Linked DNA regions of Mus musculus: regions 1, 3, 4 and 5 are each linked to region 2. The links are chromatin loops, found by intact Hi-C in ENCODE. Cell type or tissue: heart. All regions are shown on one strand. Links, peaks and the distances in the headings refer to the core of each region. The heading gives the core; the rest is flanking DNA. Region 1 overlaps Aire (autoimmune regulator (autoimmune polyendocrinopathy candidiasis ectodermal dystrophy)). Region 2 overlaps Gatd3a (glutamine amidotransferase like class 1 domain containing 3A). Region 3 holds the start of Gm51807 (a long non-coding RNA gene). Region 4 overlaps Ube2g2 (ubiquitin-conjugating enzyme E2G 2). Region 5 holds the start of Icosl (icos ligand).

Region 1 (6,285 bases), core at 803-5,802, 130 kb after region 2:
ATGGTGGAAAGAGTGACTCGGTCTGCAAGTGGTCCTCTGATCTCCATGTGCATGACCACCAATAAATAGTGAATTAGCTAGAAAGAAGGGAAGGAGGGAAGTAAGACAGGCAAGCAGGCAGGCAGGCAGGCAGGCAGGCAGGCAGGCAGACAGACAGACAGACAGACAGACAGACAGGCTTAGCTTGGTTATCCAGATGATACACCCTCCCCCATCATGAAGCAGGACAACAAACATCTCGAATCCACAGACCCTGTCCACTTCTGTTGGTTACCTTTCTTTTTTTCTTTTTCAGAGTCCCCACTTTTAAATTTAATTAATTAATTTATTTATTTTACTTATTCACTTTACATCCCGCTCACTGCCCCTTCCCCATCATCCTCTCGCAGTCTTTCCCCACCCTCTCCCTCCTCCAAAGCTCTTCTGGAGTCCCACATTTGGTAGGATCAGAGCTGGACTCCCAGGATGGACTGGTCCGTGGAAAGCAGCTTGGAAAGGCCGCTTTCTGACCCCTGCTCCCCTCGGGACATCCAGAACTCAGAATTTACAGTCCCACTCACGCGACTTGAAACCCTGAGGTTTCCCAGTTAACCCGGGCTGGTGGGGTGAGCAGGACACGGGCTGGGTTGCCGCCCATGTTGCCCCTGCAGGGTCCAGCACCAAGCGCGCGATGCAGTGTGTGTGGCGATGGCACCGAGGTGTTGCGGTGTGCACACTGTGCCGCTGCCTTCCACTGGCGCTGCCACTTCCCGACGGCCGCCGCCCGGCCGGGGTGAGTAAGGGGGCACCGGGTGGCAGAGTAGCCAGCGATCTCACCCACCCCGAAGGTTCTCCGAGCCAGTGAGCTTTTCCCACTTCTCTCGGACAGGACCAATCTCCGCTGCAAATCCTGCTCTGCAGACTCGACTCCCACGCCAGGCACACCGGGCGAAGCTGTACCCACCTCTGGGCCCCGTCCAGCACCTGGGCTTGCCAAGGTCAGTGTCTGCTCAGTCCAGGTGAGACCCTGTGGGAGTGGAGGAGAATTTAAACCCATATCCAATAACCGTGTGTCCCATTACTTTTTGTTTGGTTGGGTTTGGGGGATTTGTTTTTTGTTTGTTGTTTTGGATTTTTGTTGGTTTGTTTTGTTTTGTTGAGGTACTACAGATCTCTGGCTGTCTGGAACTTACTCGTAGACCAAGCTGACCTTAAACTCAGAGATCCACCTACCTCTGCCTCCCAACTGCTGGAATTAAAAGCACATGACCCTTATTCCTGGACTAACTTTTTTGTTTGTTTTTAAAAATTAATCATTTTTAATCTTTTTTTTAAAGATTTATTTATTATTATATGTAAGTACACTGTAGCTGTCTTCAGACACTTCAGAAAAGGGAGTCAGATCTTGTTACAGATGGTTGTGAGCCACCATGTGGTTGCTGGGATTTGAACTCTGGACCTTCGGAAGAGCAGTCGGGTGCTCTTACCCACTGAGCCATCTCACCAGCCCCCCTTTTTTATCTTTTAAGATTTCTTTTTTATTTATATGAGTACATCGTAGCTGCCTTCAGACACACCAGAAGAGGGCATTGGATCCCCATTATAGATGGTTGTGAGCGAGCCACTAAGTAGTTGCTGGGAATTGGACTCTGGAAGATCTCTCCAGTCCTTGTTTGTTTGTTTGGTTGGTTGGTTGGTTTTTCAAGACAGGGTTTCTCTGTGTTCCCCTGGCTGTCCTGGAACTCACTCTGTAGACTAGGCTGGCCTTGAACTAAGAAATCAGCCTGCCTCTGCCTCCCAAGTGCTGGGATTAAAGGTGTGTGCCACCACTTCCCAGCCCTTGTTTGTTTTTTTGTTTGTTTGCTTTAAGACTATTGCTGGGATCAAAGGTGTATGTCACTAATTCTGGCTCCTCAATTACTTTTATAAAGTGTTTTTCAATAAACAGACAACTTATTTTGATAAGTTGAATCTATTTAAAAGGGAAAGGCTGGAAGTGGTAGGGCAGGACATTAACCCTAGCCCCCAGCAGTAAAGATAGGTTGGTCTCTGTAAGTTAGAATCCAGTCTGGTCTGTATCGTGACTTCCAGTTTAGTTAGGGCTACGCAGTCGAACCCTTTCTAGACATAACCAAGTATTTTAAAGGGAAACCTTCCAAATAGCTATGAACTCACTGTTGGTACTGGGTTCCTGGGAGTCCGTGGGCCTCAGAGCTCAGAGCTCTGATCAGGGAGCTCTGGACCTAAGAGCAGTTGGCTTAATTTGAAATGAGACGACTGGGAGGCACCCAGGGGCCAGATCGTCTGCAGAACAGGTATCAGAATGGCTGGGACCTCCAGGGCGGCCAACTATTGGCCTGGAGAGAGAGAGAGAGAGAGAGAAAGAGAGAGAGAGAGAGAGAGAGAGAGAGAGTTGGGGAGCAGAGCCAAACAAAGCTGCTGGCTTTTGATGACCCCGAGAGCCACCTACCCAAGTCCTCTACCCAGGTGGATCTCTATGTCACCTCCATTTTTACTAACCAGGCAGGGACCGAGCTTTGTCTGGAGGCCCAAGGAGGAAAGGGCAGTATCCACCTCTATCCACTTGCCATTGCATAATACTGCTAAGACAGACATGGACCCCAGGCTTGGGCCCCTAGCTGTCTCTCAGGTTCATGGGTAAAATGGAGTGATCTTGTAAAGATGTGTTATGCAAGGTGGCAGAGTGTATGCGCAGCTCACTGCTAGATTCCAGCTTTCCCTGATAAATTGCCCCCCTAGTTGCAGGTTGACCTTATCTGATTGAGAACATCTGGGAGGCTGCATCAGAATCTATTGCTCCTAGGATTCTACTGGAGGACCCAGTAAAGCATGGGGCAAGGTTTGCTGAGCCTTTAAAACAGTGGTCCTCAGTGATCCTTTGGTGCCAAATGATCTTTTCACAGGATGGCCCAAGACTGTTGGAAATATCTGAGAGTTGGGATTCGTAACAGTAGCACAATTACAGTTACAAAGTAGCAACAAAAATAATGTTATGGTGGGGGGGGGTGTCATCACATCATGAGGAACTGTATTAAAGGGTTGAAGCATTGGGAAGATTGAGAACCACTGTCCTAGAGTCTAGCCACAAACAGTGAAAGTCACTTCTAGAATGAAGACGAGGATTGAGCAATGGGGCCTCCACTGGCTTCACTGTGAACTCCTGACAGAGCCTGCCACTCCCTGACTGGAGCTCTGTCACTATGGCCAGGGCAGGTCCAACTAAGTTCAGCTCATGTGACTAGTGAAAGCAGAGAGACACTGGCTGGGTGCTAGCCACCGGGTCTCTTTAGGGGCTACAGGGAATATATAGGACAGATTGTTGCCCTCAGCCTGCCTGTGTCCCCAGCCTGAGGTACTAGGTGTGAGTCTGCTCTGTGGTGGAGTACAGTCTACTGCCCCAAGTCCTGCGTCTGGTCCCTAGCCTGCTGCTAGGTTGGGTTGACTATTGATTCTCTGCTTTGGTTCCAGGTAGGGGACGACTCTGCTAGTCACGACCCTGTTCTACATAGGGACGACCTGGAGTCCCTCCTCAATGAGGTAATCTGTCACCTAGTCTGGGCTGTGCTCACAGATTCTTTGCTGCCCCTAGTAGGCAGCACCAGCAGACCAGTGTTACCCTGCCCCCATAGCTGCTCTTCCTAGAAGAGCTTGTTTCCATGTAGGGTGCTGGCCTCCTCCAGGAACCTCACATCTGGGATCCTCACATCAAGACCTCAGAGCCAGGGGGTTTAAGCCCTTGACTTTTCAGGGAAAGCTGGGAGGGTCTTCCAGGGGCCTCTCTCTTACCCCTCCCAACTCAGTTTTCTGTTTCTTGAGGTGGATAGGTGGCCCAGGTCTTTGATTCCCAGTGCTTGAGGTAGATGTAGGAGGACTGTGAGGTGGATACTAATCTGGACTACATTATAAAACCCTATCTCAAAAACCTGAGGGGCTACAGAAATGCAAGAGCATTGTTCTTTCAGAGGACCCAAGTTTGGGGGGGGGGGGTCCCAGCAGCCATGTCAGGTGACTTTTAACTGTTTATCATTCCACTCCAGGGGATCTGAAACCTCTGGCCTCCTCGGGCATCTGTACACACATCACGCACACACACATACTTATACACACAGACACACATATACACATAGGTGCATACACACATGTACATACCCACTTTTTTTTTTTTTTTTTTTTTGGTTTTTCGAGACAGGGTTTCTCTGTGTAGCCCTGGCTGTCCTAGAACTCACTCTGTAGACCAGGCTGGCCTCAAACTCAGAAATCCACCTGCCTCTGCCTCCCAAGTACTGGGATTAAAGGTGTGTGCCACCACTGCCCAGCATACATACATACTTAAAAGTAGTAAATTCCCAGAAACCACATGGTGGCTCACAATCATCTGTAATAGAATCTGATGCCCTCTTCTGGTGTGTCTGAAGACAGCTACAGTGTGTGTGTGTGTGTGTGTGTGTGTGTGTGTGTGTGTGTGTGTGAATATTATGTGTATATGCATATATATAAATTAAAAAATAGTAAGAATGAATTTCTTCTAGAAAATGAAATAGGGCCCCATCTATTGCAAGGGCACAAACTCCTTTGGTCATTCCCATACCCCAGGGAGCCCACATGCCTTCTTCAGTGTCCACTGACATTTAGGGAGACTCAACTGGCTGAGGGACAGAGACCTGCCCTGGGCAGAGGGCCATGCACAGGCAGATCTGCAGAAGCACGAGAGAGAGAGAGAGAGAGAGAGAGAGAGAGAGAGAGAGAGAGAGGATCCAGCATGGGTGGACACTGGAAAAACTGAGGACCTTCTCCAGGACTTCCCAGTCCTGTTGGCAGAGAAGAAGGACCCAGCAGAGGAAGCCACACCCAGGGCCCACAGGCTGCTCTAGAGGAGGACTGGATCAAGAGACCTCCCTTCACTGGCATGTCCCATGGGCCCTAGCTCTCAGTCCCCCTCCTTGAACTAGCGGGTCAGGTTGGGTGATACCTTCATGTCAAGATGGCTCTATGGAGGTGCGACTGCTCTAACCTCCCGTGTCACTCTCTCTCAGCACTCATTTGACGGCATCCTGCAGTGGGCCATCCAGAGCATGTCACGCCCGCTGGCCGAGACACCACCCTTCTCTTCCTGATGACAGGTGGCCCAGGAAGGGGTGGGCAGCACAGCATTGGCTCCCTCCCCACCCAGCCCCATCGGATGAGGCACTCTGTTCTGAGAGGCCTGGGCTGATTAGGACCAAGAGCTGGCAGGTTCTGGCCTGCTGGACTCAGCTTGCAGATGGCCCTGATCTTTGTAGAGATGCAAGGCCACCCCATATCCTGGAATTAAAGTCACTTCTATGTACTTTGAGGTACACCTGGTGGATGTTTGTTTCGGGGGGTATCTATACTCCTGATGCTTAAAACTAGGCCAGGGTGGAAGAAGTTCACTATTTTGGGAAAGGAACACGTTGAAGAACCCTGAGGAGTGAACAGCATCCGGTGCCCTTGAAGCAAAACCTGGGGCCTTGTCATGGCCCCTAAGCCCCTGAGTGGCTTCTTCCCATCTCCACCCCTGTATTAGTCTCCCTGGGCAAGCCCCTTTCCCCATCATTCATTCTTACCCCAGGCCCTTGCCATGTGAAGTTTCCTGTCCTTCTATGCCATGTGTCTATCGTCCTTGAGACCTCAGTCACCCCCAGTGTCCCTTCACTTACTCATTAAAAAAAAAAAAATCAGCACTGGAGAGATGGCTCAGCGGTTAAGAGCACTGACTGCTCTTCCAGAGGTCCTGAGTTCAAATCCCAGCAACTACATGGTGGCTCACAACCATCAGTAATGAGATGGGGCATCTGAAGACAGCTATAGTGTACTTACATATAATAAATAAATCTTTTTTTTTTTAAATCCAATCCCCACTGTACATCTATTACCAAGCATTTTTCCAGGCAGGCTCCAGAGGAGAATATTGTAATTGGAGGCACAGAACCTACGAACACTGCTCTGACCTCAGACAACATAATGGCTGTGAAGCCAGAAACTGCAGGGATCAAAGGAAGACCAAGGGTGTGCTGGGCCATGACTTGGGACCCTGGAGGAGGCAGGGAGCCCATGTGCAGAGGCAAAGCACAGACCCTTGGGTATGGTGAGGGCTGGGGCTGTGTGTTGCTTTCAGAAAGATGGGTTTCCTGGCAGCTCTAAGCTCAGAATTGTGCCCTGGGAACTCTGTAACATATTGAAAAGTCCCAGATGCCAGATGGCAGCTGTTCCTCATCAGGCCCTTAACTAAGATGCACCTCAAGGGAAACACAGCTACATCCTTAT
Region 2 (6,285 bases), core at 572-5,571:
GTGAGTCAGAAGCTAGCTCCTCCTAAAGCCAGTGCCGACTTGTTGGCGTGACATCATCGAGCAGCAGGGGACTGGCAGGACCAAGGGTGGACGGGCGGGTGGGGCTCTTCCCGTGCGATGCCCATGGGCCCGCCAAGTGCTAGATTTTCCCTAACGTCTACTCACGAAGCTCATGTAGACCAGAAAAACAAGGTGGTCACCACCCCAGCCTTCATGTGTGAGACCGCACTCCACCACATCCACGACGGGATCGGGGCCATGGTAAAGAATGTGCTGGAACTCACGGGAAAGTAATGCCACCCGGACCACGCTTGGCCTCCGTGACTGTGGCATCCCCAGCCGGCGTGTGCTCCATGGCTTCAGCCCGGACACAGGAGCCGCTTAGCTACTAGGAGCATAGACACTTCCTGCCTGAAGGAGGAGCTTAGCCTCTGTATGTCCAGCCTGAGCTTCTACCAGCAGGAAGCTCAGGGACCCTCCCTGGGCCCTGAGCAGCAGCAGGAGCTTCATGGGGTGGGGAGGGAGGGAGCGGGCTTGCCTCACTGCGTGTCCCCATGGAAGATCTAAGCACCTTTCCCAGAGCCTGGTTGAAGGACTTAGGTTCTCCGATCCTGGGTCTGATAGGTCAGGGTACTAAAGCTTTAAAAGAAGAAACCAGTTTAGGTTCTAAGTCGTCTGATAACCAGAGGTGCCTAGTTTGTGGATAAAGAAAAGCTCTCTGATCCAGAGTAAAGACAGCTAACTAAAGCCACGGGGATTCTGTAGTAGGTCCCTGTAGCCACAGAATAAACTCTTCCGCACGATGGAAACTCCTTTCAGCTATGTCTCAGGCCTTGTGAAACTAGTGAACGGTACCCAGTGACATGAGTTGTCAGTGAGTCTCGGCTCTGAGTCGTCAGGAAAAGGGAGAAATCACCGATTGTGGGTCCCTGGAAGGGCCTGCTGGCTGGGTCTGGGAAGTTGCCCCAGGCTGTGAGATTGTATAACCTGGGTAAAGAAGGAAAGTAGAAGACAGTGGTGCCCTGGTGTCAGACTGGTCTGTCAGAGGTCTGTCCTTCTCTGTTCCAGAACATTCTCTTTCAGAGGGCCAGGCAGCCTGAGGGTCCCTTGGCATTGGTAGCAGTGACTACTACAACACTGGCCCTCGGTGAGAACAGCTGTTCCTCTAGCTCAGTTATGTCAGACGCTGGGCAGAAACAGGACTAGGCTAGGCGGCAAGCCTCCATAGCTAGATGTCTGCCATCTCCCAGTGTGTCTATGCATGGGCTAAATTGTCTAAAGACTGATTGCTCCAGGGGCTCCGATTCTTGGTGGTCTGGGTCTCTGGACCTCTTACCACGACCTGTGTATAGCATGCACCTGAACTGCTGGCCAGATAGCCCTTCTGGAGAACCTGAAGAGCTCACTCCTCACTAAAGAAGGGAGGCCAAGGCCAGATCTGTCCTTCCCTCAGCAGAGGGCCTATTGAAGCCTCGTGTATGTATCCAGCCTCTCTTAAGTGAGTTTCCACAGTGAACTACAGAGCCAGCATTGCCCCACCCACATACACAAGTGCCTGCTCCAATTCTCCCAAGGCCGTCCAGGCTGATGACTCCTGCCCTGGGACGTGTGTGGCTCCGCCAGCTGTGACAGCACAACCTTCCCCACCCCACCTGATGTCTTTGCTTCAGTCTCCTGTTAGCCCATCAGGCTGCCCAGCTCTACTGAGTTGGCGTTAGTCACCTCTCCCCACTGGCCGTGGCATCCCCTGGGCAGAGTATCTGTTGATCTCACTGCCCGACTCGGGCCTTTTCTTTGGCAGGAGCCTGAGAAATCCTTCGTTTGGTAAGTAGCACCCATGGGCTTTTTATCCTGCGCTGTTCTCACTGAGGGCCTGGTGTGCAGGCATGCTCCCATTTGCTTCTGCGGAGGGAGGAAGCATCCGCCTCATCACAAAGCCACATCCTTCCCACGCAGACCGGAAGCTGCTTGTTCACTAGCCGTGCTGGCCCTGCTGCTCGCCCACAGGGTGATAGTGCCCCTAAGAACCTGTGGCCACTTCAGTCCCTCCCATGTGGCCTGGGTGTTCTCAGATGTTGCAGGAGTGTAAGGTACACAAGTGGAACCCAAGCTTACGAATGGCCGCTGGCCGGGTTTTGTTCTTTCTCATGTCTGCCACACGCCACAGGGAGCTGAGAGGGAAGTGGACCCAGGAGAGACCTCCAGGGGAAGGTCAGTGCTGCTAGCTGCTGTGCTACACCATGAACATCTTCCCTGGCTCCCCACAGAAGTGACCAAGTGTGACCATCACACTGCGCTTGCCCAGTGAGTTGCCAGTGTGAATCACATCCTTGTGGTGTTGGGCCTGGACTGTCCCAACTTGACAGGCGGTGGGGCCACTTAGCTGAGGCCACATGGAACTATGATGGACTATATTTTTGGGAGGTTAGGAAGCCCTCATCAGGGCCTGACGCAAGAGGTTAGCTGCTGACTCCTAGAAATGATGGAGTCCCCACTGTAAGACCATGATCCCGGCCCTCGTGGGTCTAGTGTGGGCTTGTTGGCAGAGCCTGGGGATTGCGAGCTAACACATGGACAGGGAGGTCAGGGAATGGGTCAGAGATCAACCAAGAAAGGAAGCAAGCCAGGCTGAGTGAGAGGGTGTGCCCCTGAGAGCCAGATTCTTGGAGCAAGTCCTGTTCCTAGAGCCAAATCCACCCAACCGTTAGCAAGGCTGTAGTTTTAGATATCACCACCAGAGGGCGCAGAAGACCAGTCTTGGAGCCTTCTGCAATGTCCCCAGCGCTGACCAAGGCCAAGGGCCTACTGAGATGCACGCTTCCTACACCCTACACCTTACCGACATAAGAAACGCTCCTGGGACCCCAAGTGCCCCTGCTTCCCAAGTCCACTTCACAGGCAGCTCCATCTTAGCCACCAGGTCTCAAGATGAGGCACCCACTGCCTCCACAGGCAGCACCTGCTCCGTGTTTTCTCATCCTTACCTGTGATCTGCCCCAGCCACCCTGAGCACTTGAGCGCCTGCCTCTTCCTCTCTCCTTCCTATTTCAGGATTCTTGTAGCTCTGCCCTGGAATCCTGATTAGGGGTGGTAAGGGAAGGAAGAAAGGACAGACGTACATAGACTAGGAGAGTCGGAGTCTAGTGTGGGTGTGCACACTTTGATAGAGGGCGTCTACAGCAGTCTGGGACCTCATCATGATTATTAGGTACAGCACAGGGGTCAGAAGTAGCTAGCCTCGGTAGGAGATCTCTATAGGCGGGCAGTCTCCGGCTGTAAACACCTGGAAGAGGAAGTCACGTTTACTAGTTTTTGTACATTCTGATTAATCATTCGTCAACGCTCATATTTGGACTCCAAAAAGGGCTTTGCCCACCCTCTTAAGTTGAGGTGTGAGTGATGGAGCCATAGTCAAGAAAGGGTGGTCACGCAGGACTCAAAGGGAAAAGGTCCTGCGCAGTCTTCGGGAAGCCCCGCCCCCGGGGGCGGAGTCCTGAGAGTGTTTTGTTGACACAGCCAAAGCCTCAGCCCCACAGGAGTGGCAAATTTACCCAGGTTGTGTGCCTGAAATCCCAGCACTCAGAGGCAGATAAAGAGAATCAGAAATTTCAGGTCGTTTCCTGCTACATAGTGAACTGGAGGCCAGCCTGGACTACAAGAGACTGTCTCAAAAAAAAAAAAAATCATCTAGTTTTCACCTTCTGTGATTAACTGGGGCTTTCCGAGTTTTGCATTTTATATTTAGGTTTGTGATTCTATTTGAATTAATGTAAAGGGTGACAAGCCTGTGCTATGTTCTTCTTTCTTTTTTCTTTTTGCATTTATATGATGTGGGTTTTTTTTTTTTATGTGCATTGGTGTTTTGCCTCTGTGTGTGTGTGTGTGTGTGTGTGTGTGTGTGTGAAGGAGTCAGATCCCCTGGAACTGGAGTTACAGACAGTTGTGAGCTTCCACGTGGGTGCTGGGAATTGAGTCCTGGGTCCTCTGGAAGAGCAGTCAGTGCACTTAACCCACTGAGCCATCTCTCCACCCCATAGGTGGTGGTTTGAATGAGAAGCGTTCCCTGTAGTCTCAGGTATTTGAACCCTTGTTCCCTAGTTGTTGGTGGTGTTTGGTGAGATTATAGAACCTTTAGGAGATACCACCTTGCAGGGGGAAGTGCAACACTAGGGGGTGGGCTTTGAGGGGTCATAGCCTCAGCACGTTTCCTGTTTTCTCCACCTAGTGAGTGTGGATGCAAAGATGGTGACCAGCCATCTCCTGCTCTGGCTGCCTACTCTGGCTGATGAGGCAGAATAAACTCTTTCATACGGGGAAGGAGAGATGGGGGAGGGTTTTGTGAGGGTGGGACTGGGAGGAGGGAGAGGCAGGCTTCATTCTGGATATAAAGTTAAACAAAGGAATTAATGACAAGTGTTCAAAGAGTGTCCCAGTGTTTATATCCAGAAGCGAAATGAAGTAACTAGTGTGGATATCCACAAGCTGCACTTCTGGAAGGACTCGCCTGCCATCTGCGTTGCCTCCGTCCCATTGTCAAGGCCGACTGGCATTTGCCAAGGCTCCCTGTCTATGTGTCACACCACCACTGTTTCAACTAGACCTGGAGGCAAGGCTCCACATCAAGTCCTGTTGCTCCTCCTGTTTCGGCTTCCTTCTTCGGCATCACGTAAGCTGTCTCGGTACACACTTCGGAAGAGTTCATTGTGAAATAACCTCCTGGCTGGAATTGTGCCAAATCTACGGATGTGTCAGCAGTATCCGCACCTTGACAACACAGCCGCCTCAGCCTTTGTGACCTTGAGCGTGGAATAACTCAGTTTCCTTAGCGCTTGGGTTGATTGGCTGTTGTTTTTGTTTTCCACCAGAGTTTTGTGGAGTTTTTTTTTTTTTTCTCATAGATCTTGTACATATTTTGTTAGGTTTATACCTGTCTCATTCTGCAGGGACTAGAGTCAATGTTGCTATATTTTAAATTTTGAATTTCAGCGCTTTGTTGTTGGCCTATAGGAAAGCAATCGACTTTATATTCTGCAACTTTTCTATGGTGCTTATTAGATCCAGGAGAGGTAGGGGTGTGTGTGTGTGTGTGTGTGTGTGTGTGTGTGTATGGGTGGGTGGGTGTGTGTGGGTGTGTGTGTGTGTTTTGGTTTTCTACAAAGACTATCATTGCATCTACAAAGAGAGTTCCCAATCTGTATCTTTTTTTCCTTTTCTTATCTTATTGCACTGGCTAGAACATCCAGTGTGATGCTGAAGAGGAATGACGAGAGGGGTGTCGCTGCCTAAATTCTCACTATTAAGTGATATTAGCTGTCTGTGCTCTTTAGGGGTTCTTACTGAGTTAAGGAAAGTCCCCTCTAGTATTCATTGTTAGTGTAAAGGCAAGTCCACCTGCCTGCTCTCAGGGACCTAGCAACTGCTTACTTCATCACCTGCCACTCCTCCCACTGCCAGGTGCGCCTGGTGGTTGCTGCTGATAAAAGGACAACCGGCCACCATCTCACAAGTGCTCTCTCTCTCTCTCTCTCTTCCCCCTCTGTCTGCCTGTCTACATGTCCACTTGTGTGTCCCCCGGGTCCCTACTCCCCTCCCTTCCCTCCAATAAACTTCTTTTGCACCAGATCTGTTGCATGGCATGAATTCTCTGGGGAAACACCTTGGCATGTGTCCACCAAAAGTACACCCCTCCCCCCGCTGCATATTTTTTTTTATCATAACACTCATAGCAATATGATTTTCTCCTTTAACCTCTGGTGTGGATGATATACCCCAGATTCCTGGCGTTGGGGCAGGCATTCGCATCTGGACAGTCTCCCTGGGTCAATGATGTTGATGTTTCCTCCGTTGTTGATTTGTATTTGCTAACGCTGGCTGAGGATCTCTGCCTTTGTGAGAGCTGATGATCTGCAGTTTCTGTCTTCTGTAATGTCTGTCTGGTTTTGGTATTAGGGAAACACAGGCCTCACAGATGAGCTAGGGCCCATTCCTTCTGCTTTTGTCTTCCAAAAGAGATAGTAGAAAATTGCATAATGCCCTCTGTAAAGTGTGGGTTTGACCAGTGAGCCTCTGGGCCCACGGAGCTGGGTCTTTCAGTTTGGAAGATTGATAGTAATTTCACTTTCATACATAGATACCTAAATTGATAGATAGATAGACAGACAGACAGTTGTTAGCAACTTCAATTTCATAGACAGAAGACAGATACATACCTAGATAGATAGATAGATAGATAGATAGATAGATGGATAGATACCTGGATAGATGCACACATAGATAGATGGATGT
Region 3 (6,285 bases), core at 565-5,564, 180 kb after region 2:
CCCTGGAATGGCTGGGGTATCGGCCTGTGGGCAATGTGCCCCGGTCTGGAGAGGAGACTGTCATTGTCAGTATAGTGTTCTTGGCTGATTGCTGCCCTTCAGGAGGTTCTTGAGGTCGGGACGTTGGCTCCTCAGAGAAGTTTATGAAGGGCTGAGCCCTGGCCAGCCCCACCTCAGATCCCTCTCTAAGCCCCTTATCAGGGTTTCTTACGTGAGCTGCTGCTGGGTCCATCCTCTACAGTGCCTGGATTTTTACAATATTTACAATAGGTGGAGGCTGTTTCTGGTTTCTCCGTGTATGGAGGTCAAGGGTTGTGACTTTGGCTCTGTGGACCTGCAGGCCGCATTGGGGCGGTGGTTTCCTTGGGTAGACGTCTCCCCCCATGGGTCACTGTAAGGCTTCTGTGGGGGTATTGCAGGCCATGTACCCAGCTGCTTCATCTGGCTGGAGCCCCCAAAGCTGCTGGGAGCAGAGTCCTGGAGTGTAAGTGTCATATCACAGCACCCTGGAGGGTTTGGTCTTGAGCACATGGCAACAAGGCCTGTATATTAGGGCTCTAGAGAAACAGAACCAATAGAATGTATATATACTGTAAAAGTGGGTTCGCCAGACTGGCTTACACAAATGGGCTTGGTAGCCTAATTGTCTTAGGGTTTTATTGCTGTGAATAGACGCCATGGCCACAGCAGCTCTTATAAAGGAGAACATTTCATTGGGGCTGACTTACAGTTTCAGAGGTTTAGCCCATTACCATCATGGTGGGAAGCATGGCGGCATGCAGGCAGATGTGGTGCTGGAGAGGTAGCTGACGGTTCTCCATCTGGATCTGCAGGCGCAGGAAAAGACAGTGAGCCACTAGGCCTGGCTCCTGAAACCTCAAAGCCCACCCCACAGTAGCAAGCTTCCTCCAACAAGGCCACACTTCCCAATAGTGTCACTCCCTATGGGCCTGTGAGGGCCATCTTTATCCAGACTTCACCAATAACAGCCATCTGCTGGCTGGGGAGGCTGAGAGCCCTGGAGCTGCTAAATTCACAGCAGCTCCATTCTAGTGCTGAGGGCCTGGAGGATCTTCACGCCACACTGGAAAGTCAGAGTTTGTGTCTGATGTCAGCAGAGGGTGGTAACAGCAGCAAGAAGGGCTGGCAGGCAGCACTGCCTTTTACTTGGAGCACCCAATATCTGGGCTGCCTGCTAGCGGAGGCAGTCCCTGGAGAGGGCCTTCCCCCTTTACTAAGCCTTCCTGGAATAGCCTCGTAGGCTACCGTAAGGCCTCTTAATAATTCTCCAGGTTAATTGACAGGCTCAGGTCTCTCAGGACTGCTGGGAGACACCTGTGCTTGTTCCAGAGTCACCATCAATGTCCATACCTGTTAGTGTGTTCTCCCTCCACCCCCAAAGCAGCGCAGGGCCTGGGGACATGGCAGGCTATAGTTGGACATCTGAAGATTAGAGCAGCACCTACCCAGCCGCTTGCTCAGTCTGGGCGTCTGCTACACAGGGGGTTCTGCAATGGGGAGGCATGAAGGGTGGGCCTGTGTGGCTCATTTTGTTCATGGCCAGGTGGAGTCGGGTCATTGTCATCAGCGTGGACTCAACTCTCAGTATGGAACCCCTGCTAGATTCAGGGTCTACCTGCTTGGCTGCAAGGTGGCTTTGGGCCCTGGTGATAGCAATGGCTTCAGGTACAGAGTAGCCATCTCTTTCCTCTCTTCTCTTGCACCACATCCACCCTTCCAGGGGGTTACACCTCCAGCCTTAGCTCTCCCCGCTGTGAGTTGGATGGGAGGGCACCAAACCCTTGAAAGGCCAATTCCTGTTCTGCTCAAGGGGCTGGATCTGGAAGATTCCAGATGTGGCTGAATGTCCCACGCTCGGCTCCAGGTAGGGATATGAGCTGTGCTTTAGCAGAGGCTGGGAGTGGGGATCAGGGATTGGGGGCTCGGTGCAGCTGGTAGTCTGCCCATCCCTGGGGTATATGTGAGTGTGCCACAGGAGGATGGAAAGCTAGGACGTTACAGGCATGGGGTGTGGTCCTGAGGGAACCTGCTGGGCATTTCCAGAATCTTACATCCTGGAACGAGGAAGTGGGCCTGGGACACAGACACTGGTAAAAACAGTTTATTAAGAGAGAAAGCACTCCCAGGTTTCGAAGTGGGCCAGCGGTGGAGCAAAGCCAAGGGCCCAGCTGCCCTGAACCTTCAGCATTAAGACCCTTACAGGTCATCTACAGAGCCAGCAGGCTTCTTTGGCATGTTCTACCTGTCCCTCTAAGGGCCCTTCTAGACTTTTTTTGCTTAGGTTGCTTTACATATGCTAATCTTGGGGCCTTTCCTGGCTCGTTCTCTTATGGCAGGTGTAAGGTCACCCCAAGGCACCAAGGTGGCCCTGCCTAGGTAAGCTACAGGGCCTCCCCCAATTAATGGCTCTAACGAAGACAACTTTACCAATGGCATCTGGCGCCTCAGAATGACGAGCAACAGTCACTCAGGTGACATCCCTCTCCTGAAGAAGAAAGAAAAAGGACAGTGTCCTGACCAGCCTTGTCCTGAAAAAACAAAAAATTCCATTCTCCCAGGCTATGTCTAAGGACAGCTGGGACACAGTGCCCCGTAAAGATATTCTAGGCATCTCCAAGGGTAGGCTTGATACAGTGATACTAGGGCTCCCCCTAGCGGCTGAGAAACAACATGAACCTCAACGTCAAGGCCCCGAGATGCTTCCTGTCCCAGACCTTCCAGCTCAAACAGAAAGTGCTTTATTGGAGGGTATGGCTCCTTCAGGCCTCCCTTGAGGAAGGGTCAGACAGTGCCCAGAGCTTTGGGCCTCAGCAGGTAAGTCCCAGGGACCATGCTGGTGGGCAGCATTTCTGCCAGCCCTCAGCACAGGAGAGGGGTCTGCTTTGCTGGCAGCCACTGGGCCTGCTTTGAAGGCTTTCCAGGTAGGGCTGTGTTTCCTCAGGATATAAAAGGGTCCAGATACTGGGGCGTCTGAAATCACTCCATGTCTTCCTGGGGCTCCGGCCTGTGCAGCGCCTGTAGCCGGCTGCCCACGGTCTGCTGGACAGTCTCCAGCCCCTCCGTATCCAGCTCCCGCAGCAGTAGCAATATGGCAGTCAGGATGTTCTGGGGACAGAAAGAATGACCTAAGACCTGGCTGGTGGCATCCTTTACAGGATAGAAAGCCTCAGACCTTCCAGGAAGCCACAGTACAGACCCTGGTACACTGTTCCCTATCCAGTTGCAGCCAGGCTTGGGTCTGAGGGTCCTATGCCCCTCAGAGTGGTATCCTCATACAAAGTGGTGGAGCGGGGTGTTTCCAACCCAAAGGTGAGAGGCATGCATAGCTGAGGGGCAGCACCGGTGGCTCACTGGGAGGAACAGGCCAGGAGTGAGTAACTTACTTTAGCTTCTGACCCCTGACCTCTATAGCATACTAAGGCCTCTGCAAACCCTTGTGTGTGTCCTTGTTCTACAGATGCAGGTCCAAGGCAACCAGCTGAAGGTGGACCTTGTTCACTAGGCAGGAGCACCTACTGTAGCAGCAGGGAGGAGGGTGCCCGGTAGGTGTGGGGAGACAAGTGCTTTCTGGCAATTGAGGACCTGGTGAGGGAAGGGAGACTGTGAACACAGCTCTGCTCTTGGAATAGAGAGAGAGAGAGAGAGAGAGAGAGAGAGAATGTGTGTGTGTGTGTGTGCACGCGCGCACGCGCGCTGGGGTAGGGAACAGCAGCAAGTGAAGAGGGAAGGGATCCTGAGGGGACAGTGACCTAGTGAGGCGGTGCTCTGGCATGCTGGAGTAGGAAGCAGAACTAAGCTCAGGTGCTGTGGCTGACACTCCTGCCTCATGGACCGCACTCCTCCTATGAGTTCAGCTCTGACCCCGTGTTATCTCCACCCATGGAAGCCTGCCTTCTGCTGCTGTCTGGAGAGAGGGGGCAGTGGTCACTCACCCTATTCTTGTGACTCCTCATCGTGTCCCTTGGTGAGAAGGAAGGAGACTGGTCTGTGGTAGTCTGGCCCTGGACTCTGTTGGTGAGAGGAGACACTTAGGGTATGACAGTCACAGGGCTCTGAGCACCACTATCTCTAGGCCACGGCACACTAGCATGTGGTCCTAGCCCAGAGCAGGAGACAGAAAGCAGGCGCCCTCAATCTAGGTACCTTTATAATGGCCAGTGTGCAGAATAGGGGCCCAGAGCCACCAAGAGCAACTTCTCTCTGCCCAGGGCTCCCACTGGCAATGCTTTCCACCCAGGGTCTCAGGAAAGGCCCAGAAGTGACCCAAGTGAGACTCAGAGCCCAACAGTGGCCTGTCGCCACTCCCACAGAGTTCATCTCCAGTTCGTCAGCTATGGCCCCTCTAAAGGACCCACGGCCTGGTGTGCACAGACAGGTTCTTGAGGTCACGCCCCCCCCCCCCCCCCAAGGAGATGGGAAGTCTCCCTCTCCTGCCTGAGGATACCCTTGGGGCAGTGCGGGCTTGCTTCCCCGCAGGCTTACTCTGTCTCCTCTGTGTAGCTCAGCAGGTGCTGGCTGGTCTCAGTTGCAGAGCTGACAGAGTTGAGGGCGTAGGGGGGCTTGGGACAGCCATTGCCTGCACCTTCTCTGTGCGGGGCGGCAGTGATCTCATCTCCCTCCATCAGCGCGCGGGTCAGCTCTTCCTCGGTCACAGCTTGTGGAAAGGACAGGAAGGGTACGGCATCAGGTCTGTGCAGCATGGCCTCCACGCAGTGCCTCCTCCAGGCTTCAGCAGGCCTACTGCTGTGTGCACCATGTGCTGGAGAGGGCAGAGGCGCTGCCCCTGGGGACAGTTAGTCCTGCTCTTTCCAATCCCCAGCCCCAGAATGTGTGACACCTGTCAGAAGGGCAAGGGGTGCTTGCGACCCTCCAGGCGCAGCATCTAAGAGCAACACTTCCAATCCAGGTAAACCTCTGTGGTGCTGGGGTTGGACCCAGGGCCTTGCAAATGCTAGCGGGTTCTCTGCTGTCAGCCTGGAAGTTTTAAAAGGAATGGAGTTCACCTATTTACCCTGCTTCACTTTTTGTTTAGTAAGTGTCTGGGAGAAGACAACTGTGTGTAACTGAGGAGGATCAGAAACTGTTAAGAACATCATCTCCGCTGGACAGATGGCTCAGTAGTTAAGAGCACTGACTGCTGTTCCAGAGGTCATGAGTTCAAGTCTCAGCAACCACATGGAGGCTCACAACCATCTGTAATGAGATCTGATGCTCTCTTCTGGTGTGTCTGAAGACAGCTACAGTGTACTTATATATAATAAATAAATACATCTTAAAAAAATCATCCCATGGAGTCAGTGAGATGGACTCTGCCAAGAGTCCAGGGCAGGGCTGTCCACCATGACAGAGGGGCATGCAGACATAGCGTCAGTGGGCATGGTGTGGCTCCAGAGGTCTGGCTGCCAGCTGAGACCACCACATGCTGCCTGGTCACTGTGCATTCTCACCACGGCACAGGGATTTTTCTTATGGAGGGAGGCAGAAGGAGGAGACTGTTGAGGCACGTAAGCCCAGGTGGGATTATGACAGGACCCCTGAGGGTACTAAACCCTGCAATGGCATGTCTGAAAGGGAACACTCTCACAAGGACTGAGCAATGGGTACACTGGGGGCTGCAGAAGATGGGGAGGAGGGGTGCCTCCTCAGTGGTTCCTTCAGGAAAAACTGGGCCCCACCTCAGTTGCCAGTGGGTGGCCATGCCAGAGCCCACCTTGGTTGTCTAGCTTCTGCAGGTGGGGCAGGTTGCGCAGCACGGTCATGCGGTAAAGGTGCGGGCTGGTGCCACAGCACGGGTTCTCGGCCAGCCAGAGCACCCTGAGGTGTGGCAGGTCTTTCAGGTAGAACAGCTCGTTCAGACTGGGGATGCGGTTCCTCCTCAGGTACAGCTCGCTCAGGCGCCTGCAGCTGCGCACCGGTTCCAGGGTGGAGACACTGTTGACACTGCAGGGACCAGCACACTGTCAGGGATCCATACGGTCTCAACCTCCTCGGGCCAGCGGCCTCCACCTGTGGGTCTGCCTCACCCATGGGTACCAAGAGAAGGTCTCTGCCTTAGAATGGGTCAGAACCTAATCAGCAGGATCCCTCAACCTGAGATCCACATGGGCAGCTCCTTGGCCTAGAGCTCTGCATTCACATGGAACTATTGTGGCAGACAAGATGCTTCACTCTGCTTCTTCGATGATACTGAGTCCCCAGAGGACACGCTTTGACCCACAGCAGGCACTGGTTAAAACTCAGCAAAAATGCCCACAGGCTCCGTAT
Region 4 (6,285 bases), core at 540-5,539, 530 kb after region 2:
TCTTATGTCTAGTTTCTAGTAAAGCATGGCGGGGGGGTGGGGGGGGAACGGACACACCGTAATTCACAAAAGTAACTCACATGATCAATGCCTCCCATTCAAAAAAATTCTCTTCATTCATGGGGCCTGCAGGGAAGAAAAAAACACATCCTAATTAGAAGACAGCTTTGGCAACTGGAAGGACACCATAATGAAATTACCCAAGCCCCTTACCTGCCACGATTCCTTCTGGAGGATTCAGGGTTAATTCTATAAAGGGAAAGAACATAGCCATTACCAAACAGAATGTGTGCTACATTGTCACTTAGCAAAGCACTTCCTTCCATGAATCATATAAACTACAGATTACAGGGGACACTTCTTCCAAAAGGGTGCCTCTTGGTCCCCAGATAAGTGCCCAGGCCTGAAACCAATATGGCTCTGAGCAGCCCTTTACACCAGTAAGAAGTGGAAATAAAGGCGGCAGACTGCCTCTCAGAGTGCTCCTGCCAGCATCTCTGACAAAGGCTCAGAGATCTAAAGTGGGGTATTCTTTAATTAAATGGCATTTCCTAACATTTTAAGAATTGGCACAAACCTCTCTGAATGTGACAGGGCAGAAGGATGAGAGGCCAAGCTCAGGCTGCAGGGAGACTGACATAATCAGATCCACTCTCTAGGTCAGCGATTGATTGTGCCACCACCCAGCACAAGCTCAGACAATGGCAGATGAGCCCACTACAGCATCACAGCCACTTAAGGTCACCTGCTGAAGACCAGTGTCTAGCTCTGCCACCAGGTGGCATGTCAACTCTTGGCAGCATGACTTTTACCTATGTCAGGTTCTGGTCTGGGGTGTGTCCCTAAGAGTCAAGGTTCAAAAGCAGGGTAGCAGGAGTGGGGGTGGGGAAAAACACAACCTTTGTGAGAGGTGGGGGCATGACAAAGTGTGTGACACTGGGTGTGTGACACCACAATTGGTGGTAACTACTCTCTGGTTTCCTGCTCCAGGTGTGATCACACCCTCATGTGCGACCCTGCACTCAAACCACAATGTGGGCCACCCGCTGCTCTCCCACTGACCCTGCTCTTGTACTTTGAAATCCAAAAATGTGAGATTAAAAAAAAAAAAACAAAACAAAAACAAATAAACAGCAACTGAGTATCACTATATAAAGCCTGGCCTGGCCGAAACTCATTATGCCCCAGGCTGGCCTCAAACTTGCAGCTACCTCTGGCCTCTGCCTCCCAAATGAGAAATGTCTGTGTGCGCACCACTGTGCCCAAATGAACAGTTCTGTTTCATAAAGTCACTCATATCCAACACTGTGTGGTAATGACCAACAAATGAACACAGCCTGTGGACACATTTGGAAAAATGGCAAATGGAAGGAGAAGGAACAGCCACGTTAGGACAAGTCAGAACACAGTAAGGAAACCAGGGCAGAATGCAATCTGCCAAGGACACAAAAGACCTACAGAGCCAAATGATGGTCTCTGAAAAACCAAAACATTAATAAATCTCTGCCAAGTAAGATTAAGGCAAAAGGACCAGATACAGAGATTGGAAACAGATCATTCAAAGAAACTGAAAGCCAATAGGAAATGGTGAGCTGGTCAAAGTTGCTGAGGTCAGCATCCATCCATCCATCCCTGAACTAGTTTCCACACACGAGCACTTAGAGCATGAGTCTTGCACAGTGCAAACTCTCAAGAGAGAACACGCGGCCACAGAGAGACATGCATGCTCTAACAGGAACATACTAGATGAATGAGGTTACCTTTGATTTCACAGAAAAATCAGGGCAGGGAGTACTTGCCACTGCCCACCTTGCTGCCCCTTGCAGTAGATTATACCTAGTAAGCTGTGGAGAGGGCAAAGTGAAAAGACAAAAAGGGGTGGGGGTGGGAAGGAACGTCCAACATCGACAGCACATCCTGTTGTGGATGCATTCAGCACAGGGAACTACAGCAGGCCCTGGAAGGGGCCAGAAGTCCCACAGCATGAACCTCTAAGTCCATGCCGACTCTCAACTGTGTGTGTGCACTCACTCAATCCATTACCAAAGGGCTGGGACAGCTATACTGTGGGGAAACCTGCAAAGGAAAACAACGCCAGACCATCTAAGGGGCTTTTGGCCATTAACCCAAAAAAAAGGAAAGAAGAGTAAGTTGAAAGACACACAACAGAGGGCGTGACTACGGAGAGGTCCAGCAGGGGATGGCCTGAGTCTGATGCCCAGTGCATGCGCACACAATGGAAGAGAGAACACAGTTCCCACATGAGTGCCATGGTGTGAGCACTTCCACACCCCCAGCACACACAATAATTAACATAAATAAGAATATTGGTGGGAGAAAGTGAACCAGGGGCTGGAGAGATGTGGCAATTAAGATTTTTGAAGAGGGCTGGAGAGATGACTCAGCGGTTAAGAGCACCGGCTACTCTTCCAGAGGTCCTGAGTTCAAATCCCAGCAACCATATGGTGGCTCACAGCCATCTGTAATGAGATCTGATGCCCTCTTCTGGGGTATCTGAAGACAGCTACAGTGAGCGAGCAGGGCCTGAGCCAGAAGAAAAAGTGTCTGAAGACAGCTATAGTGTACTTACAAATAATAAAAAAACCTTTAAAAAAAAAGATTTTTGAAAAGAGCCAGACAGACAGAAGGGTAAGAGCCCTGGTACAGATAGATGTGTGTACACTTCAAAGAGGCAAGGAGGCGGACATCAGGTACCATGAAGGCTACGGGCACACACTGGCAACACAGCTAGCTCTACAGTGTCCCTCTGGAGCTCCTCACAGGAACAGACTGGATAAAGAACAGAGCAGTCGGGCCAGGCATGGTGGCGCACGCCTTTAATCCCAGCACTCGGGAGGTAGAGGCAGGCGGATTTCTGAGTTCAAGGACAGCCTGGTCTACAAAGTGAGTTCCAGGACAGCCAGGGCTATACAGAGAAACCCTGTCTCGAAAAAAAACAAAAAACAAAAAACAAAACAACAACAGAGCAGTCTGCAGAGCCTGTACATTCTCAGTCGTCAGAATCTAACACTCAACAAAGGAGGCAGATAGATTCTGACCTGCTGAAATGTAGGGGTGGGGAAGAGGCCTGGTGCTGTGAACAAGGGGCACCGAGGGCAAAATGCAGCCAAGCTGTATGCTCTGTGGGAGTCCCCTTTAGACTGTCCCTGAATACTCTTCCTTCAAGCCTGCATCTAGAGACCAGCAATGGAGACCCAGGCTCAACACAGCCTGTGCCATCCCAGTCACTTTGCTATCCAGCAGTGACCCCTGCTGGTCAGGGAGGAACTGCAATCAACAGCAGGCAGTCTTCAGGACAATGTGCACTGGTTAACAATCATAAAACCACACACTTCCACATTCAGTGATAAACACAAGTTCCAGAAGAGAAACAATTACTAAACATATCCGAAGCTTTCAAAAACCATTCCCTTTAAGTGGTGATTTTTTTAAAAACTATTTTTCTTAAAGGTAGCTTAAATAGCCATCTCACAAACAAACTATAAACTGTTCTCGAATTTGGTGATTCCATTTCTAGAAGCCTTGACTGGTAAAAACAAGAAAGAGGGCTGGTGAGATGGCTCAGTGGGTAAGAGCACCCGACTGCTCTTCCGAAGGTCCAGAGTTCAAATCCCAGCAACCACATGGTGGCTCACAACCATCCCCAACAAGATCTGACTCCCTCTTCTGGAGTGTCTGAGGACAGCTACAGTGTACTTACATATATTAATAAAATAAATCTTTAAAAAAAAAAAAACAAACAAACAAAAAAAAAAAAAACAAGAAAGATGGCTGCAGAGGTTACTCCTACACACTGCACAGGAAGCTCCTGGACACGCCGAGGAGACAACCAGATGGAGAAGAAACTACATGTCAAGTAAGGTCAGGTCCTGATCCATCCTCCCACGTCCTCACTGAGGCCTCGGATAAGCAGGGTCTAGAGGGTGAGTTCCAGGTCAGCCAGGACTACATGGAGAAACCCTGAGCTGAAAAACAAACACAAGGGGCAGAGTGGTGGAGCACCGTGCCAGTGAGACTAGACAGAGCTATACCGAACAACTGGGTAGTTCCTTTTACACTAACAACTGGGTACTTCCTTTTACACTAACCAGGCGTCGGTGCAGAAGAAACCAAAGTGAGATGCCACAGAGACGAGCACACAATGTTCACAGCAGGTCTTGTTGTCACAGCCAAAAGTTGGCAGCACCTCAATGGTCATCAAGAAGCCAATGTTTAAACAGTGCAGCCTGACCATGCAATGGGCTATGACTCTATATTACAAAGGACACTGCTGGGCTGGGGAGACGACTCAGCAGTTAAGCGCACTGGCTGCTCTTCCAGAGGACCCAGGTTCAGTTCCCAGCAACCACACAGCAGCTCACACCTTCAGTTGCAGGAGATCCAACTCCCTCCTCTGAATTCTGCAGACACTAGGCATGCGCCTGGTACACAGACATATGCACAGGAAAAAGACCAAATGCACAGAATAAAATTAAAACCTTTAAAAAGAAAAGAAACAAGCCAGTGCTCCCTTGTCTGTGAATATTTACGTCAACAGAGGTCTGAAAATATCAAAATATCAGTGGAAATTCCCAGAAGTAAACAACCAATATATTTTCAATGGCGACTCAGAGAACTATAGTGGAATCTCACTCCACCCTGCTGAGCCCTGCCAGGACTTTTACACAACAGCTGTAACTGCCCGTTCTATTTCATCACTTGCTGCTGGAAGGGTAAGGGTACACTGCAGCACAGACAAGCTCAGCACAACTGTGCTGAGTGCAGAGGCCCGAAGAAGGGCGCACCAAGACTCCAGTGAGTGAAAGCAAATCGGTGCTACCTAGGAGGGGCAGGGGGGAGAAGGGACAGAGCAGTCCCAGGGCAGGGCGGGGCACTCCAAGGATGCTATTATTCACAGCATGGATGTGACACACTCAAACATACAGGATCCTACAGTCCAGCGAGAAAAAGTCAGCGCTGTGTAAAGCCTGCCAGAGGCAGACGTTTGGCAGAAAAGGCAGAGATGGCCTTTTGTGTATGTGAAAGGATCCCGCTGCCTCACTTGCAATCACTAACATACAGTTCAAGCCACCAGGATGCCATCTAACACCTACCAGACAAGGTGAAGACCCCAAGGATAACGTATGAGTGAAAAGCCTGAGCAGTAGCACACACTTAACTCAGCTGTGGTGGCCATGACACACACACCAGAAGAGCCACAGTGACCAACAGGTCAGCATATCTTGTAACGCCGGCTGCTCACACAGATGCGGCACGGCTCTAAATTATGCTTCCAATGCAAACCTGCACATGTCCACCAGGAGATTTTCAAATCTGCTCACAGTACTTCTAAGAGTCAAACTGCAAGTAACTTCAGTGTCTGCCAGGAGCAGAACAGAGGGATGCTGGCTTGTTCATAAAGAGAAATCCACTGAGCAAGGAGAGGAGGCTGCCGTCACAAGCTTCAAGAGAAAGGAAACTGACACAAGGCTGGTAAGAGCTCCCAGGGCAAAGCAAAGAACACACACACACACACACACACACACACACACACACACACACATATATATATATATATATATATATACACTGTACAACTTCTATTAAGACAGACAAACGAAAACCACACAGTGTCCAGAGACAGAACGGCAATAGAAAGAGAAAGAATGACAACTCGGTATGTCGCTAACTCTTGGTGGTGCTGGGAAGATGAAGACTCTAGGTCACTGTCCTGCTCTGCTCTGCAAGCAGGGTATCATGGACACCGAGTTATTCAGCTGGCCATCACTGTAACAAAGTGCCTGAGGAAAGTCACCTGAGATGAGAGAATGCCTGCTTATGAAAAGGCAGTGCATCATAGCAGGGAGCAGCAGCATGGCCAGGCAACAAGCAGGGGAGGCACTGAGAGCAGATCCTTAAGGGGAATGCAGGGACCCAGCCTTTCTACTTCTCCCGTGTCTGGCCTTAGGTGAACAGCTCTGCTCTGGTTCACGCCCCTACTCTGACGTGCTGCCTTGGTGGGCAGAGACACCTCCTGCCTCGTCTGACAGGCCAAGCTCGAAATTCCCAGGCTCCACACAGAAGGGAGATGTGACCCTTGTCAGTTGTCCTAACTTCTGCACATGCACAGTGGCACTCGCCTGCCCACCCACAAATACACAAAAACAGCTGTCATTGTAAAACAATCTCAAGTCTACCCCAATGTGGGAACTGTGACACTGTCTGGAAACAGTCTCAGCAGATGTACCAGAATTAAATACAGAACATTCTGACTAGGCTGGGCCC
Region 5 (6,285 bases), core at 701-5,700, 91 kb after region 2:
GAAATGAGATCTGATGCCCTCTTCTGGTGTGTCTGAAGACAGCCACAGTGTACTTATATATAATGAATAAATCGAAGAAGAAGAAGAAGAAGATCAGAGCTCCACAGATGCATAGAAGCCCACCACTGAATCTTGGATTTCCTCAGGACGAGCATCACACTGGGCTAAGCTAATCTCTGCTTTGAGAGTCTTACCTGCCACACGCAGCCTGACCACCTCTTCCAAGATCTTGACTAACTCTGTGGCTGTATTCATAAATACCCGGCATGTGAACTCCTGGGTATCCTGAGGGGTGACATTCTTCAGGTACAGAGAGAAGTTACCCTGCTTCATGGAGTCCAGGGACAGATGGCCCCTGTTCTTGTAGGAACTGTCCACATTGATCCCTGGAGACTTGTAAGGCAGGTAGTAAGTCACCGAAACTTCTGGGTTTTCGATTTGCCAATAGACATACAGACCACTCAAGTTGAAATGGCGTCTGTGGGGGTCAATGCAGCTGAGCACCACATTGCTGCCCACCATTGCACCGACTTCAGTCTCTGCAGAGGCTTCAAAGTGACACAATGTATTTACTTAAGATTCAAACACCAATCCTGCCTCAGCCCACCAAGGCAAGAAAGGAATTCATTACTAAGGTTCATTAGGAGGGCTCGTTAGTGTCTTGTAGCAAACTCAGGTGTGAGGTGCGAGCCTCCACCTAGTGCCAAGGTTGGTTCCCTCCCTGGCTTTGGCAGGCTCTCACCCTTAGCTCTCCTCAAAGGTGGCTTTTATGATTCACCATGCAGAGAGACCAAGAGGGGCATTCCATTGACCCCAAGCAAGAAATGTAAAGAGAAGTATAAAGTTTGGAAAAGCACTTCCCTTTCTGATTGCCAACCCTACATATCAACCTAGGTATGGGGATCCAGCTTTCTCCAGTGGGCCTCTGGGGAGGCTGTAGGGGCAGTGGCCAGGGCTTCCCTAATGTTCTGCATCTATGCGCCACACAGCATGCATCCCAACTTACCAGCACAGAGGCTGCTCAACAGCAGCAAGAACAGACCAAGACCAGAAAAGAACCCGCTAGAAACATGGAGCTTCTTCCAAACAGGCTGCCTGGTTCCCAAGGACACAAAACAGGGACACCTAGGAGAAATGTGAATTCCATTGGAGGACAGCTGGTTGGTTTTCCACTGAGACTTCAGAGAGCCCAACCAGGACCATACTCCCCCCTCCCCCAAACACAAATCCCCAGAGTCTAACAGCTCCCAAACTCAGAAAGATTTGTGTGAGGAGAAAGGGCTCTGAGAGTCCCTGCTTTGAGGTCTGTGCCCCCTCCCTGTGACCTAACCTTCTGTAGAGAAATGGTTACAAGCTGCATTTGAAGGAGATAGAGACACCTGATGGCCCCAAAGGAGACAGGTGAGAACCAGGACTGTCTGAAACCAAACTTGGTGGAATGCCATGTTCCAGGCCCTTGGTGATACACAAAAGACGGTGTCCTATGTATCTCAGCCTAGCTGCCTCCTTTTAGAGGTCTGGTTGGTGGTGGGAGTGAGGGGGGGGGGGGGAGAAGGGTGGTGGGAAGAAGGGCACTTCACCCTACTCTAAAGCAGTCTTGGATACTTTAGCCAGAGTTTGCCTAGTCTCCCAAGGCCGTCTGTTCTATGGAGACTCTCTATAGGGGCTAAGACCCTGCAGCAGGTCACAGACACTTCACAGTTGCCCACACACCTTTTATAAAACCTCACTCTCAGCCAGGCAGTGGTGGCGCACGCCTTTAATCCCAGCACTTGGGAGGCAGAGGCAGGCAGATTTCTGAGTTTGAGGCCAGCCTGGTCTACAGAGTAAGTTCCAGGACAGCCAGGGCTACACAGAGAAACCCTGTCTCAAAAAAACACCAACCAACCAACCAACCAACCAACCAACCAACCAACCAACCAAAAATTCTCCCTCTCTTTCAACAGCAGCCCTGAAATTCTCAGAAGATTGTCTCAAAAGAAACCCTTGGGAAGCCACAGGGAGGGATGGATGGACACACACACACACGCACACACGGGGGGGGGGGGGTGTCCCCAGGAATGATTAGTGGGCAAACCACAAACTCAAGCCAGCCACTGGCCAGCAGGCACTCGGTAGCCTGCAAGGTCTCCCCTTTTCTATCCCTGGAGACTCTGTGGTTAGGACACTTGTGGACTGAGGACCTCAGCAAGTAGCCAGTGGAGATGGAGTGTCTACGGTACAAGTGCCTGAGGGAAATATTTGCAAAACGCCGGAGCGCAAAACTGTCTCTCTCTCACACACACACACACACCCCTCCTACACACCTCCCACTTCCCCTGCCCAGTCTGGATCTGTGAGGGAAGTCAAGTGTACAAGGAGGTGTCCTGTCCCCATGCACTGGGTATCAGCTGGCCTTTGAGGTAACACACATCCTCCCTTCTGGGAAATCAACAGGGAGAAGGGCGGCGGCGGCTAAGCCAGTGCCCATGGCTGCTATGAGTTTTCACCTTCAGTACCGGCTCTTGCCCTTCCTCCGCCTACAGCCGCCCACGCGCCGGGGTCTGGTCCGCGGGTGCAGCGGGTTAGCCCTGCGCCGCCCCCTGCCGTCCAAGCCGGCAGGTCCAGGTGTGGCCGCTAGCCGTCCGGAACTGGGCACATCTGCGCCGGTACAGAGCCGCTGCGCTAGCGTCGGGCAATCTCAGTCCTAGTTCGGGTGGGTCCCCGGCTCCCCCACCCCACTCACGGGACACAACAGCGAACGGACTCACTTTAGCTGCATGGTGCGAGCGCAGACTGCGGGGTGCTGGATTTCGGACGCGGAGAGTTGCAGCGGCTGGGGTTCCGGAGCTGTTGGGGGCCACGAAGAACTGGGGAGCTTCCAGGCTTGGGGCGCTGAAATCTGGGGTTCTTGAGGCTTTGGCGGCAGGAGACCCGCTGTAACTGCGCTCGCTAGCGCTGCGCGCCTGGCTAATTGGGCACAGGCGGGATCCCGCCCTCGGCCCATCCCTCCGGCCACCTCCGAGCGGGGGTTGGAGGCGGGGAGCTCCGCCTCCGCTCTCCCGCTCCCGAAAGTAACCCAATCGGCTGCTGAGCAGGGTCGGAGACTTGGGCATGAGTTACAGGTGCCAGGGTGTGGGGTGGTTTGTGGATCCCGGCGAGGGCAAAAGGAGGGCCGGCTCCGGTGCGGCCGAAAGTCTGGGCACTGAGGCTTAGGGTGAGGGTGGGAAGACAGGAAACTCAGCCGCTGCACCCCCCACCCCCCCCCCCCCCAACGCTGCCCAGAACATTCCCGGCCTGGTCCCTGCGTCCCTCTTTTAGAGCCCGATGTTGGGCCCTGTCTTGTAGAAGATGAACCAAGGTTCAAAGCCCGGACCTGGGGCTGACCAAAGACCGTAGATGATCAGAAAACCTAACGACTAGGAATTAAAAAGTGAAAGCCAGGCGAGTGGGAGGAGAGAGGGGCCAGCAGGAGGGAGAAAGGGAGGAGAAGACGGGCTCCACTCTTGTCCAGATCTCCCATCACCCAACTTCGAAGGCTTGGTGAGGGATAAAGTTGTGGAACACAGAATGAAGTGTCCATTTTCTCCTCCAAAGCCAGCCAGACTTGGCAATCCTGTTCCCAGCCTCGTGCTCTCTGGCACTCACTCTGGGAGAGCCTTAACGGTTCATAAGCGTTGAGCCTGTGTCTAAGCTCAGGACTCTCTTCTCACCCCATTCCCTGCTCTCCCTCAACCCCCACGCCCCCTCCCCGCCCCACCTGCCAGTGAATTGAGAATGCGGGAGGCCAGGGAGAGGCAGGCAGGTGGATCTCTTGAGTCTGAGGCTAGCCTGGTCTACAGAGTGAGTTCTAGGACAGTCAGGGCTACACAGAGAAACCCTGTCTCGAAAAAGAAAAGGAAGAGAAGGTGGAGGAGGAGGCGGGGAGGAGGAGGAGGAAAGAAGAGAAGAGAAGAGAAGAGAAGAGAAGAGAAGAGAAGAGAAGAAGAAAAGAAAAAAGAAAAAAGGAAAAGAAAAGAAAAGAAAAGAAAAGAAAAGAAAAGAAAAGAAAAGAAAAGAAAAGAAAAGAAAAAGAAGCCGAGCAGTGGTGGCGCATGCCTTTAATCCCAACACTTGGGAGGCAGAGGCAGGTGGATTTCTGAGTTCGAGGCCAGCCTGGTCTACAGAGTGAGTTCCAGGACAGCCAGGGCTACACAGAGAAACCCTGTCTTGAAAAAAAAAGAAAGGGAGGGAGGGAGGGAGGGGGAGAGAGAGAGAGAGAGAGGAGAGAGAGAGAGAGGAGAGAGAGAGAGAGAGAGAGAGAGAGAGAGAGAGAGAGAGAGAGAGAGAAACTAAAAATCTCTGGCTCTTGGCTATCAACATCAGGGAGCAGGCCAGGACAAGCACAAAAGAACAGAAGAGACAAGCAGAGGTGGGGACCAGTGCGGCCGAGGTAAGCAGCCTGAGGGTGGGGGTGGGGGTTGGCCCTCCTGCAGGGAGGGGGGCTACCTTCTTCGTGTGCTAGGAAAAAACAGAAGTTATCAGAACTTGACCCCTGGGCTCTGGCAGACATAATCCAGGAGTCAACCCGGAGTCTTGGTAAGTACATCGCACATCGGGAGTGGTGGCCTCACTTGCTCTTCTCCCCCACTAGGTTGGCAGCACTGAGGACTCAGCAGAAGCCCGTGTTGGGGAGTCACCTTGGCATCAATTGGCAGATGGAGCCGATAGGGTACCACCACATCCTATGTTCCAACTCTCCTGGCCACAGGCTCCCCAGCTCTGGTCCACTCCACTCCAGCTGTACAACCCCCAGCACTAATCTCGAGGCTTCTCTGATTGGATAGGCCTGACTTGGCATCAACATCTGGGCCTATCACTGATGCCCAGGGGCCAGAACAGCGCCCCCATTGGCTGACACTTATGCCACTCCTTGCCTTGTGTCCTGATCCTCACTCAGCAGTTCTTCCAGGCAGGCAGTAGAGAGCAAAGGTTGAAGGGGCTTTTATGGCTGACCTGGACTATGCTATGGCTGGCAAAGCGGCAGGGACAGGAGCTCTGCAAAAATTAGTGCCCTGCACTTCCCCACAACATCTGGAATCCCAGAAAGCCAAATGCTGCTAAACAAAGGGACCTTAGCATAGTAAGGAAGTGATTTATATCTTGGCTAGAAATGGACACTAGGCAGAGTTGGGCAGGTGCAGGGAAGGAGCCCCTGGGAGCCTGCAGGAGACCGTGGCAAATACATGGCTGGGCTCAAATCCCACCTTTGCTTCTTGGAAACTATGCACCACCAAGTAAGTTACCCAACACTGATGGAAGAATGGTTCTCAACCTGTAAGCCGCAACCCCTTTGGGATTGAATAATTTGTTTACAGGGGTCACCCAAGACCATCAAAAAACATAGATGTTTATATCACAAGACATAACAGTAACATAACTTCAGCTATGAAGTAGTAACAAAAATAACTTTATGGATGAAAGTCACCACAACTTGAGGAACTGTATTAAAAGATCGCAGTGGTTCAGAGGTTGAGAACCATTGCTGTAAGATACTAAGATTCCTCATGAGTTAATGCACACCCTGAACTGCACAGATCACATTGCTGTAAGATACTAAGTATTCCTCATGAGTTAATGCACACCCTGAACTGCACAGATCACATTGCTGTAAGATACTAAGATTCCTCATGAGTTAATGCACACCCTGAACTGCACAGATCACATTGCTGTAAGATACTAAGTATTCCTCATGAGTTAATGCACACCCTGAACTGCACAGATCACATTGCTGTAAGATACTAAGTGTTCCTCATGAGTTAATGCACACCCTGAACTGCACAGATCACATTGCTGTAAGATACTAAGTGTTCCTCATGAGTTAATGCACACCCTGAACTGCACAGATCACATTGCTGTAAGATACTAAGTGTTCCTCATGAGTTAATGCACACCCTGAACTGCACAGATCACATTGCTGTAAGATACTAAGTATTCCTCATGAGTTAATGCACACCCTGAACTGCACAGATCACATTGCTGTAAGATACTAAGTGTTCCTCATGAGTTAATGCACACCCTGAACTGCACAGATCACATTGCTGTAAGATACTAAGTGTTCCTCATGAGTTAATGCACACCCTGAACTGCACAGATCACATTGCTGTAAGATACTAAGATTCCTCATGAGTTAATGCACACCCTGAACTGCACAGATCACATTGCTGTAAGATACTAAGATTCCTCATGAGTTAATGCACACCCTGAACTGCACAGATCACAACAGATACAGACTTGTGCTTTGGTTTGATTTTGAGACAGGATCTG

What was found. A loop is a pair of places that touch in the nucleus more often than their neighbours do. Peaks named below come from ENCODE experiments on the same cell type or tissue, not always from the same donor. Only the 100,000 strongest peaks of a DNase experiment are listed, where the experiment ranks them.
Region 1: it touches region 2 in a loop (5-fold over the local background); 39 of 42 quality-filtered maps call a loop at or near these places.
Region 3: a loop joins it to region 2, with 5 times the contacts of the local background. A loop is called at or near these places in 8 of 42 quality-filtered maps.
Region 4: it touches region 2 in a loop (2.3-fold over the local background); 6 of 42 quality-filtered maps call a loop at or near these places.
Region 5: a loop joins it to region 2, with 6 times the contacts of the local background. A loop is called at or near these places in 17 of 42 quality-filtered maps.

What each region holds. Positions count from the first base shown.
Region 1 is chr10:78,029,073-78,035,357 of GRCm38, reverse strand. Aire (autoimmune regulator (autoimmune polyendocrinopathy candidiasis ectodermal dystrophy)) reads left to right here. Exons shown (of 14, transcript NM_009646.2): 11 at 651-772; 12 at 869-977; 13 at 3,469-3,537; 14 at 5,034-5,336. The coding sequence ends at 5,114. Among named protein-coding and RNA genes, the nearest start is that of Aire, 11 kb to the left of the region's middle. In heart, for the core only: no CTCF peak of the experiment used is centred there; no DNase peak of the experiment used is centred there; H3K27me3 peaks cover 153 bases.
Region 2 is chr10:78,156,599-78,162,883 of GRCm38, reverse strand. It overlaps Gatd3a (glutamine amidotransferase like class 1 domain containing 3A), which reads left to right. Exons shown (of 7, transcript NM_138601.3): 7 at 166-818. The coding sequence ends at 294. Among named protein-coding and RNA genes, the nearest start is that of Gatd3a, 10 kb to the left of the region's middle. In heart, for the core only: a CTCF peak has its summit at 2,725 (motif pointing right); DNase peaks (open chromatin) are centred at 1,481, 1,963, 2,753, 3,473 and 1 weaker place; H3K4me3 peaks cover 826 bases; H3K27ac peaks cover 455 bases.
Region 3 is chr10:77,981,260-77,987,544 of GRCm38, reverse strand. It overlaps Cfap410 (cilia and flagella associated protein 410), which reads right to left. Exons shown (of 7, transcript NM_026431.2): 4 at 5,732-5,961; 5 at 4,504-4,675; 6 at 3,954-4,029; 7 at 2,107-3,126. The coding sequence ends at 2,998. It overlaps Pfkl (phosphofructokinase, liver, B-type), which reads left to right. Exons shown (of 22, transcript NM_008826.5): 22 at 1-598. It overlaps Gm51807 (a long non-coding RNA gene), which reads left to right and starts at 3,121. Exons shown (of 3, transcript XR_003949012.1): 1 at 3,121-3,563; 2 at 4,230-4,927; 3 at 5,054-5,733. In heart, for the core only: a CTCF peak has its summit at 2,681 (motif pointing left); DNase peaks (open chromatin) are centred at 1,168, 1,765 and 2,756.
Region 4 is chr10:77,624,690-77,630,974 of GRCm38, reverse strand. It overlaps Ube2g2 (ubiquitin-conjugating enzyme E2G 2), which reads right to left. Exons shown (of 6, transcript NM_019803.3): 2 at 214-249; 3 at 81-126. Among named protein-coding and RNA genes, the nearest start is that of Ube2g2, 5.5 kb to the right of the region's middle. In heart, for the core only: CTCF peaks have their summits at 779 and 3,283 (motif pointing left); DNase peaks (open chromatin) are centred at 3,264, 4,121 and 4,844.
Region 5 is chr10:78,066,001-78,072,285 of GRCm38, reverse strand. Icosl (icos ligand) reads right to left here and starts at 2,918. Exons shown (of 7, transcript NM_015790.3): 1 at 2,751-2,918; 2 at 1,007-1,125; 3 at 195-548. The coding sequence starts at 2,761. It overlaps Gm51775 (a long non-coding RNA gene), which reads left to right and starts at 1,811. Exons shown (of 3, transcript XR_003948913.1): 1 at 1,811-1,826; 2 at 4,345-4,411; 3 at 4,613-6,285. In heart, for the core only: a CTCF peak has its summit at 2,586 (motif pointing left); DNase peaks (open chromatin) are centred at 2,615, 3,015, 3,555 and 4,815; H3K4me3 peaks cover 1,828 bases; H3K27ac peaks cover 1,364 bases; H3K27me3 peaks cover 3,054 bases.